2 separate regions of the Homo sapiens genome follow, and region 1 is linked to region 2. Evidence: chromatin loops called from intact Hi-C (ENCODE). Cell type or tissue: IMR-90. All regions are shown on one strand. Each heading gives the region's core, and the rest is flanking DNA. Links, peaks and the distances in the headings are about the cores only. Region 1 has its middle 220 kb from the start of LINC02141. Region 2 has its middle 280 kb from the start of LINC02141.

What was found. Peaks named below come from ENCODE experiments on the same cell type or tissue, not always from the same donor. Only the 100,000 strongest peaks of a DNase experiment are listed, where the experiment ranks them.
Region 1: a loop joins it to region 2, with 4 times the contacts of the local background. A loop is called at or near these places in 1 of 110 quality-filtered maps.

The regions. Positions count from the first base shown.
Region 1 is chr16:59,631,370-59,636,758 of GRCh38, forward strand. No RefSeq gene overlaps it. Among named protein-coding and RNA genes, the nearest start is that of LINC02141, 220 kb to the right of the region's middle. In IMR-90, for the core only: no CTCF peak of the experiment used is centred there; DNase peaks (open chromatin) are centred at 1,072, 2,822 and 4,532; H3K27ac peaks cover 2,415 bases.
Region 2 is chr16:59,570,368-59,575,756 of GRCh38, forward strand. No RefSeq gene overlaps it. Among named protein-coding and RNA genes, the nearest start is that of LINC02141, 280 kb to the right of the region's middle. In IMR-90, for the core only: no CTCF peak of the experiment used is centred there; DNase peaks (open chromatin) are centred at 3,334 and 3,734.

The sequences.
Region 1 (5,389 bases), core at 109-5,108, 61 kb after region 2:
CTAGGATTAGAGGTGCCCACTACCAATCCCAGGCAATTTTTGTATTTTTAGTAGAGACGGGGTTTCACCATGTTGGCCAGGCTGGTCTCAAACTCCTGACCTCAAGTGATTTGCCTGCCTCGGCCTCCCAAAGTGCTGGAATTACAGGCATGAGTCATTGAGCCTGGCCAAGGGAGGCATTCTTATTATCCCATTACAAAGCAGGGAAACTGAGTCTTCTGGGGCATAACTTCCCTAAGGCTATACTGCTTAACAAGTGGAGAAGGGGGATTTGAACCAGCTTTTTCTAAACCAGCACATCAGCCAGGAACCTAACATAAAAAGACTAGCACAATCTAACTGGGTACTGTTAGGGAGAGTTTCATAAATCTACCATTTACAAAAGTGGGGCAAGGTATAGGGAAATCACTGGGGATAGTGCCACTCCCTCGGACTAGCAAGAACCAGGACTTTTTTTCATTCAGAGGTTTGAAGGTTCAGTGGAAAGAAGTGATTGCTGGAAACCTGAAGTGCTTACTAGAACCTGGGCCCCTGAGAGGAGCTGCCCTTTGGTCAGAGCCCATCCAACTCTTTTTCTCTGATCTCCTGCCTGTGCTTCCAGTCATATGAATCTAAAAAGTAGCCTAAGAGTCAAGGATATAGTCCGTATTCAGCCTAGGAAAACACAGAGCAGAGGGAGAAGTGGGGAGAGGGTACCTGCAGAAGTAAACTGTGGATATTCAACAAAAGTGTGGTGGTCTCACTAATGATCCAAGATGTAACAGTCTCTCATTGTCTGAGATAATGCTAGGAGTTCTTTGTCTCACGTCCAAGATGATTAAGGAGCATGGACACAAGGGTGAGTTTGGAGCAAAAGTTCAATAAGCAAAAAAGAAAGCTCTCCACTAGTGGAGAGTGGGCCCAAATGGGTTGCCTACTATGAGGCTGGGGTCTGGGGTTTTTACGGACTGGGAAGGGGAAGGAATGTGCTTAGTTTGAGGGCTGTCTTGGATAAAATGTGATTCAGCTTGGCCCCGGGACCAATCAGGATGTGAAGTGATGATTAATAGGGGCTACACAGCTTGGCCTAAGACCTTGGCCCAGGACCATTCAGGAGCTTAAGTGATGATTCATAGAGGCCAGGCTCCCAGTCCAAAAAAAAAAAAAAAGGAAAGTGCCCACTGGAGCCCTCTGTGTTCATGCCCACAAAAGGAGACAAAACATTTTCCTAGGAGCCTGCTGATTATACAAAAGACAAAGACCAAAGACATTTCTATGTCAGGCCTGTTCCCTTATCTGAGTGAGCCAGCAGTTTGTGCATGTTTTTATCTGAGTGGGCTGGAGGTTCTCCTATCTGTGCAGCTGCGGGCATGTCTCTAGGCACAAGCCCCTGTGCTAGTTCCCTTATTGGTGCCTGCAGCTTGATTTTTACTCCAGACTGTTTTTTGTGTTATGTGGGGCTGAGGCACCAGCCCATGGGTCAAGGGCTTTCCAGGGACCCTTCCCTTGCTGTCTACCTAAAACAAGCTCACTAACTCCTCTCACTAGTCCTTTCATTGTGCATCTTTGGATGACCTATGTCAAGATTCTAGGGTTGTGAGCAAAAATTCAGATTTCTGAGTCTAGAGGTAATGCCTGGGAGTCTGCATGACAAGAGTCATAGAATTTTATATAAGATTGTATATAACTTCTCAGAGAAGACTTGAAGAAAGTAGCAAAAATAACCTTTAGATTTCAAAGGAGCTATTAAGGCATGAGATGTTTAAAAATGCTCAAGCAAGAGAGACCAAGGACTAATGAATGAAACTTACAGGATGATAGGTATCTGTTTAACATAAGGAAGAACTATTTTGTGACCTAAGCTGTCGATCTATGGATGATAATACAAGAGCTGTTTCTGTTATTAGAGGTGTTGAAGCAGTAAATGTTTGATGAGATAATAAATGTAAAATGCTTTGGAAAATGTAAATTTAAATGATGATAATGATGACAACAATGATGAGGAAGACAGCTGAAATAGTTTATTTGCAATGAAAAACTGAACTGTAAAATTTTAAAGATGTTAATAGTGAAGAAAGGGAACAACTATAAATATACTGGCAGGTATCATCCAGGTATCATACCAAGTGCTTTATGCTGCCTTATCTAATGGGATCTGCAACAACCCTGGAAGATAAATGTAAGTATCCTCAGTCACAACTGAGGAAAGAGAGGTTTGGAATAATTATGTAAAATGTAGTAAGAACCTAAGGATTTTGGTTTCATAACCTAGATTTCTATGTCGTATGCTGTATTGCCTTTATATTGGGTAGATTGAATTGCTGAATCTCTCACACTTTAGAGTATGGCTTCTGTTATTATCTATTCTAGTTCCAAATCAGACATTCTAAGTATTCTATATGTACTGTATGCACTGTTCTCTATTCTATTGAATACAGAACAGGTAGCCACTAGGTTATATCATTGGTTCAGTACTTGGGATGAAACCTAACCAGCAATCTTGCTCAGAGTCAATAAATAAACAGCTACAAGACATCAATTTATTAAGCTGTGTAATTCTCCTCCACAGTCTGGAATAGGATGAAGAGGTCTCAGTAAGGGTGTAGATCTTTAGGTTTGATAATGCAAAGTTCTAAAGTGTTGAGTGGAGTGTTCAGAAATATCCCCTGAGACATTGGAAGCACTGAGAGCCGTTCCTATTGTTAAATTTAGTTGCCGAACAATTCTTCTGTTTTGACCTTCTTATTTCTCTGTGAGAAGTCAAGCCAGCAGTTCCTAGGATGAGTTCAGATTTCTGTGGAATGTGAGAGCTGAAGATTTTTTGCTTTGCTCATTTCAGCATAATCACTGGAGAGTGATTCATTTGTATAATAAGAGAGCAACTTGAGAGGAAAATGGTCACAGCCTTTAAAGGGCAAGCTCATTTTTGTCTTGTGTTAGACTATGTCAGGAATGAAAGGCTTTTAAATTGTGACAACTGCCTGCCTCTTGCAATAGCATTCGTCACCATTATCACCTTCAGACAAGACTTGGGGTACAAATTGAAAGGCAATTGTAAGATATTTCACAAATTGACTTGAATATTGAAGATTCAATTAGACATATTGCTTTGACTTTGTTTGCATAGCTGTTGAAATGTGTGCTCCGTGAAAAGATTTCAGCTATTAAGTGCCAGAAAAAAGGAGGGAAAAATCCATGTGATGCTTTAAGCCTCTTCACTCATAGCTTTATCATCCAGCCTGTTTCTTTTATAGAAGAAAATTTTTTACACACAAATAAACATCCTGATTAATGGCTTCAGTGAACAGATTCAGCTTTTTGCATTTTTCTCTTGATTGTCCATTTTTGGTCTCAGATTCTCTACAATTTTGGAATGTCTATCTGTCTGTCTATATCACTTTTGTATATGACTTGTGTTTGTTTGCTTTTTTTTTTTTTAAATCTCTCTTCAGAAAAAACTCTAGAAGTATAGAAACTGTCAATGTCATGTACACTGGATATTTGGAGATTGCCTAGCATAGTATTTGGATATTGCCTAGCATAGTGTTAAGGACTCATGGCTTGTAATTAAAATGTTGGTATCAGCCAAAGAGGGCAAAAATGTTGTCAAGATTCAGAATAGAAATACAGAGGTGGTTGGAAAGCTAGATCCTGGAGGCTGAAAAAACAATTCAAACTAGAAATGAGGTCCTCACGTCTCTGGTAGATTTCTCTGGCTAGTTTCCCAGCAGTTTGTACTTCTTCTATTTATCTTCTTCCATGGAGGTCATGACCAGAGCAGAGCTTACTGACAGAGCCATGGCAAAGTTAGAGGACAACATGGATCATCTAGAATAGACCTTGATCTTTCCTAAGAAGGAGAATGAGGAGTTTGTCCATACATTGAATCTGACTTTCCTCAGCTCCAAACTGTGAAACCTAGATCCAACCTCAGCTAAATCATAACATCTAATTATTCCCCAGTGCCTTGAAAACCACAACTATCTCTCTTTTAGAGCTCCACGCATTCCAATTTTCCAAATTTTATCTACTCTTAAAATATAGCTGGAACATCATCTCTAAAGACTAACTTCTCTAACCTTTAGAGCAGACAAAATCACTATTTTGTCTAAAGCTAAATTCTTTATTCTCTTATAATACTTACTACCATTTCCTAAATAATTTATATGTTTCACAGGAATGCATTTCTCTTTGAATGCATTTCTCTTAGAATCCCCATAAGTCTCAGTGTGGTGCTAGATATATGGTAGTACATAAAAGATACTCTTCCTTGACCTAATCCTTACATATTGGAGGGATCACCTACTAGGATTTTCCAGGAAGAGAGCAAACAGTCTATCTTTCTCTTCTCAGTCTCAGTTCTTCTAGAAGCATTTCTCACTGAAGGAAGAGCATTCCAGGAAGCTTAGCACTAGGCTAAAAGTTTAGAGTTCATATAATTAACAGCTGATACATGAAAAAAAAATGCCAAGCTGAGAAAAATTTAAAGAAACAAAAGCATTTATTAGATCAAGATGATAAAGGTTGAATGACAGAATCACAGACCATTTTCCTCAAGGCATTGGAAATGAGGTATTTGACCTCTGCCATTTCTGAGACTTGTGGCTGCTCAGAAAATATTTGCTGAATGAATAGTTACATATACAAGGCACTGAGAATATAAGGTACTTAGGAAGATTGATATAAATATTATCTTCAAGTTATTTAGGATAAAAAAGCCCTTTTAACCTTTGTGCTATATATGAATTTTGTTTTGTTTTGTTTCAAATGACAAAGTTTCTGGATCCTTAATGTTCCTGTCAAACTCCTCTACACGGTCTCTAGCTATCTCTGGAAGCTGATATCATTATTGTCACTTTCTACCTTCTCGTAAACTGTATATACAAAAACACTAGAGTCTAGTAAAATTATAGCCTCTTTCCTAAGAGTTCCGTAATGACTTGGGATAGATACAAAATGATTTATACTACTGAGTCTCTGTGGAAACACATCACATCTCATAAGATATTTTTAACATTTTTAAGGAAGAGGCATAGGTTGTGAATCCCAAAGCAGCAACCAGTAGTGATTGGAAGGCAAAGCTATGGGTTTGCAGCAACTGTAAATTGTGTTTTAGGGATCCCAGTGGAGCCAGTAGGAAATGAAGAGGAAAAGTTAGTGTTAAAAATAAAGAGAAAATAAAATAAAAAGGCAGGTGTGATGTGTCCACTTTCAGGCCTGGCACTTTGAAAATGGACAAAAATTATTGCGGATATAAAAAAAGTAAAAAAATCTCTTGGCAAACACCACTGTAAATTTGCAATAAATAAATTCAATAATAAACATTTAAAATACAACTGTGAAAGGAATTTAAATTATGCCTGCTCAAACTTTGGATGGCCTTCCTGATGGGAAAAAATAATTGGCCTTA
Region 2 (5,389 bases), core at 298-5,297:
CCGTCTCTACTAAAAATACAAAAAATTAGCCGGGCGTAGTGGCGGGCGCCTGTAGTCCCAGCTACTTGGGAGGCTGAGGCAGGAGAATGGCGTGAACCCGGGAGGTGGAGCTTGCAGTGAGCCGAGATTGCACCACTGCACTCCAGCCTGGGCGACAGAGCGAGACTCCGTCTCAAAAAAAAAAAAAAAAAAAAAAAATGTAAGTCATTTATCACTAGTCTAGGACTTTGTACAAGGAGAGGCTCCAGAGCTCATAAAGTTGGCTAGACAATTGCAGTGATCTATGGAGACTGACCAACACCTTTCTGATCCCTAAGGCTCATAAGTTAGAAGAACAACCAGAGTGTAAGCTCTGGATCTGACATTAGGAAAAAAGCAGATATAAAACAAAATTAAAACTGCAGTGGTCATGGTGGTAATATATTGTTCATCGGAGGTTTGTAGAATTAAAAAAGATTGTCACTGGAGTGGAAGGATTCAAGTTTAAATGCCTTTTGTATTTGAAGAAGTGTGAAGTTAACGCATACCCTTGAATGTCATTATTTAATGACATTTTACACCTACATAATCTCCCCTCTTTCTTATAATTAGGGTTGGCAAGGATCAGGGTCAGAAAAACCTCGTATCCAGCAAATGTAGATATTAAATATTAATAGGAGGTAGAAATAAACAATCCCAAATTGACTAGCTCTATAAATGTAGGCTGGGCTTTGATTCATTTTTTAAGGCCATAGGTCATGACAAAGAATATTTATCCTTTGGACATTTCTAAGAATATATGAGCTGTAGTTTATCTTCCTTGCCTCACAATTCCATACATTTAGAAAAAAAGGGCCAATGGACTTCATAAATTGTCTTCTCAAAAAATCCTTTACTTTACTGATCAGGATATTAAGGCTCCGAGAGCATAAGTGAGTTATATCCTGAAACTTAAAGCAGGCATAAGCCAGGAATAGATCTCAGCTATCCACGTGTCACTGTCATAAATAACTATACAAGATTATTTGTTAGTTGTACTCTTTTTATTTCCCAAAAGAAAAGTTGATATAAATTCTTGGATGCCTGGCTATTCCCTAGAACATGATCTTTTTTTTTTCACTTAACTTTTTTAAATGAATGAAGAAATCTCTTAGCTTTTTAAACAAATATTTACTGATGCCATATAGGAATTTTGCTAGCTCTAGGCACTGGGTATGTAGAGATTATATAAATCAAGGATATTAATAAAGGAATGGACTTTATTCCAATGCTACCTATTAGTAGGTTTAATTTTTTCCCGTTCCTCATAGCTCATTGGCTGCTGCACAGATTCTCACATGCTGAGTAGGATGTCTTGAGACAGCCAGCTTGCTTCTGATGGTCAAAATGGTGTCAGGACTTTCTGTAGCACATCAGTAGTTGCCTGCATGAAGTTTGATATGTGTTTATACACAAAAGGTGACATCTTTGGAAGAAAGGAGAAAAGGGTTTTGTTACTCATCTGCCTCTGATAAGCGTGTGATTTTGAGAAAGTCACATTTTCTCAGTGAACCTTGGTTTTATCAAGCAATAGTTTTCCATCCAGTTTTTTTTTTTTTTTGAGTTGGGGTCTCACTCTCTCGCCCAGGCTGGAGTGCAGTGGCACGATCACAGCAGATTCGACCTCTAGGCTCAACCAATCCTCCTACCTTAGCCTCTGGAGTAGCCAGGATTAGAGGCATGTGTCATCATACCCAGATAATTTTTAAATTCTTTGTATAGACAGGGTCTCCCTATGTCATCCGGGCTGGTCTTGAACTTCTGGCCTCAAGCGATCCCCCTGTCTTCACCTCCCAAAGTGCTGGGATTACAGGCATGAGCCACTGCACCCAGCCTCTGGTTGCTTTTGCTTCTAATGAACAGTGGGTGATTACAGGAATTTATCATCAAGGATTGACTAAAATATAAGAATTATAGCTAAAGATGTTGAACAGATGACATTTATAAGTTTAATTATTTTCATTATGAATGCAATTATAGTTGCAGGTCCTTGAAAGAAAAGCATTTTTACTGAGTAATTGTTCATTATAGCATGGTGTTAATGGGCATTAAGGCCAGGGGCTTTTCCTTTTTTCAGCCACACCGGTGATGTTTCTCCATTACTCCCCTGAATTGCTACATTGAAGGACATGATAGCAATGCTATTGCCCCAAGAAGGGCAGGTTGTGTAAACTATTAAGAGATCCCTAGACTGAAAAATAGACACAGCTGAATCCTACTGTCTGTCCCACTATTTATTAGATTTTGGGTAAATGGCTTAAATTCACTGAACCCAAGTTACCACAATCATAAAGTGAAGTGATGGTGCCAGGTTTATTTCAGCACCATTTTTCATAGCTACAGGACTACAGTTTACTCCTTTCACTAGGGTATTCCTTACTGTGGCCTGCCAGGTATGCTGTGGAGTGGGAATAAACTTGGGTTTCACCCCCTTATGCCTTGGATTGCTAACATTCCTACTGGAACATTGTCTGGGGGACTATTGGGAGACCTCATCTGGCAGAGGAAACGGCCACTAACATCTATATTTGATGGCTGTTAGGAATACTGGAATTGTGTGCCACATCTGTTTCCTGAAGATCATGTTAACTTCTAGAATGTTTCTTGGTGTCAGGTGTTTCGGCACAGTGATGCGGATAATTCCTCCCCTTTAATATGTTGGGAGAGAGTTAGGGTGTGGGAGGAGTCTAGGATGAATACCTGAGTTTTGTCTTAATATGCATCATATATATCATGTAATAGGTATCAATTGTTTGCAAAACACCATCCTGTGTGCAATATGCCTATTAAACAGTAACGAGATATTATTTCAACTATTTCAAGAAGAGAACAGAAATTAAGGGAAAGTAAGTAATCGAAGTACACAAATGTTGAATATTTTTATAAGATAACTTATTACTAACCAACAATTCCAGAATTTGAACATATACCTGGTGGATTGAGAGTCTAACTTTGAACATACAGAAGGTAATATGCCATAATAATATTAAAATCAGGAAAATTTATTTCAGATAATATCTTGTCAAACATCTTAAATTTACAAATGAGGTCAAATTTACGAATGAGAGCCAGGGGTTGAATGTTTATCTTCCCAAGGCCAGCAAGTATCCGCACTAAAAATATCTAAGCAGGACTCTCTAGCTACCAACCCAATGTTCTCCTCACTAGAGAGATATTTTTTTCATTCCAGTTTTCTTACCTTCCCCAATACCAAAAGTGCTTATTATATATGAGCTTGCAGATGATGACATCAAGAGGGAAGTGAGGCAAGATATTAACTGACCACCTGTTTTGTCTGAGATTCTAGGTGAGTCAGTTTTGCCATTTAATCTTTAAAAATCATGATGCGGCAGAGACAGACAGGGACGCTGAAGTCAGAGGTTACGTCACTTCATAAAGATGAGAACAGAGCCAGGAAAAATTCAAATTCCTTATTGGATTGTCTCAAAGACTTTTTAGATAAAACACTTTGGAAAGTTTAAGTTGAAATTATAAATTAAATTTAAAAATTTAAATTTATTTAAAATGCTAGGCAGTTTGAATTAAAAGATACGTTACCTCATTATTACATTTTATAATGCCCCTCAAGTTTTTATGTTCAAAATTTTCCCCCAGAAGGCAAGAATAGTTTCTTTGAACTATGACTGCTACTGTTTTACTCTGAGTCATTTTTGGTGTGTAAATTGTGCATATTTGAATAGTTCGTAAGCTTCTGCAATCTATATCTGGGACAATTCCAAATTCCATCCTGCCTAGTTCTAAAACCATGAGAAAAGCAAAAAATTCAATTCATTTGAATTTCTCTAATAGCTGGGTAAGGGCTGATCATTGACAGAATTGTGGAACCCTATTGAATATTTACTTGTATGGATAGTAATTATATGAGCTTCTCGATCTCACCAGAAGGATGTATTTTTAGTATCTTTATTGTCTTGGTTTTAAGGTAAAGTAAAACCTATTTGGTAATGAGTTTTGTGGATCTATCGCAGAGAAGTTTAAATTATTCTCTTATTCAGGCCAGGGACAAACAAGGGAGCAAGAGGGATTAGATAAATTAAATAGATGATTAACTGTGAGTAAGAATTTTATCAACTCTTAGCAAGGGTTCAGACAGTCAGACATCATATACCAGGCAGAGTGAGAGAAAAGTTGCTTCTCTAATCTAGAGAAGAATAGGTGACTGCAGTTTAGGACCTTGCATAGTTCTTTGAAAGACAAAACAAACAACAAATAAACAAACCCAAATATGACTAGAAATAGAGACCTCTTTGAGGGCTTTTACATGTAGGTCCCCACTCTGAATGCTCCATCTATTGATTCTCATAGGACCATCTTTTCTTTAGCAAGATACAGATATTTGGCCCTTTGGGGATCAGTTCTCATTTTTGTTGTGTGAATAAATAATCTTGATTAAGAAAAAACGCTTTCTAAACTCACTTGCTCCTTTTGCTGTGGTTTTTTTAAAAAGCTGCATATTGTAACGACTTTATGTGTAAATATTTTAGAATAAAAATTGTAAAGTACAACTGTGTTTTGCTTAAAATGTTAAAAACTCAGAACAACATGATTTAACAAATAAGCAATTTAGAAAGGAGATACTCAAGAACACAGGTCAGCAAACTACATCCCTCAGGCCATACCACTCTGCCTGAAAGCTAAGAATCGTTTTTAGATTTTTAAAGGTTGTAAAAAAAAAAAAAGAGAAGAATATATGTATATGTCCCACAAAATCTGAAATATTTGTTGTATGATCCTTAAGAAAAGGGTTGCTTTGACTCCTGATTTAGAACATTTAAAAAATAAACTTTACAACTTATTTTCTTTATAGTCTTATTAAAATCTTTTTCCATGAATTATTATACTTGAGGTTACATCTTGGTGTAGATAAATTGTTAATAGCCCCATTTTACAGATAAGAAATTGAAATTAAGTGATACATCCATGACTACTTAACCTTTCAAATATGTGAATAATATGATCCTCTAAATTGTATTTACTGCTTTAGTGCATTATCATCAATGATTATATATGCTAATATTTAATCTCTACATCAAAAATATTCCATCAAAATGCGTAAATCTTCCATTTATATTCAAATAATATAATTTACACAAATAAAATATAAATAAAACTTGATTTGAGAAAAATCTGTATAGCAAAACCTACATGGGTTTTTTGTTGTTGTTTTGGACATGAGTCAATTATGAACTAAGCATGTACTATTATTGTTAAAAATAGTTTATAGATAAAGATAATCATAGTCCCTTGGGGACAATTTGGTCCTTCCAAAGATCCAAAACTATGAGAATTACAGAAAATGCAAGGGACATTTAATAACACACATCTGGACAGTGAATGTGTTCATATAATA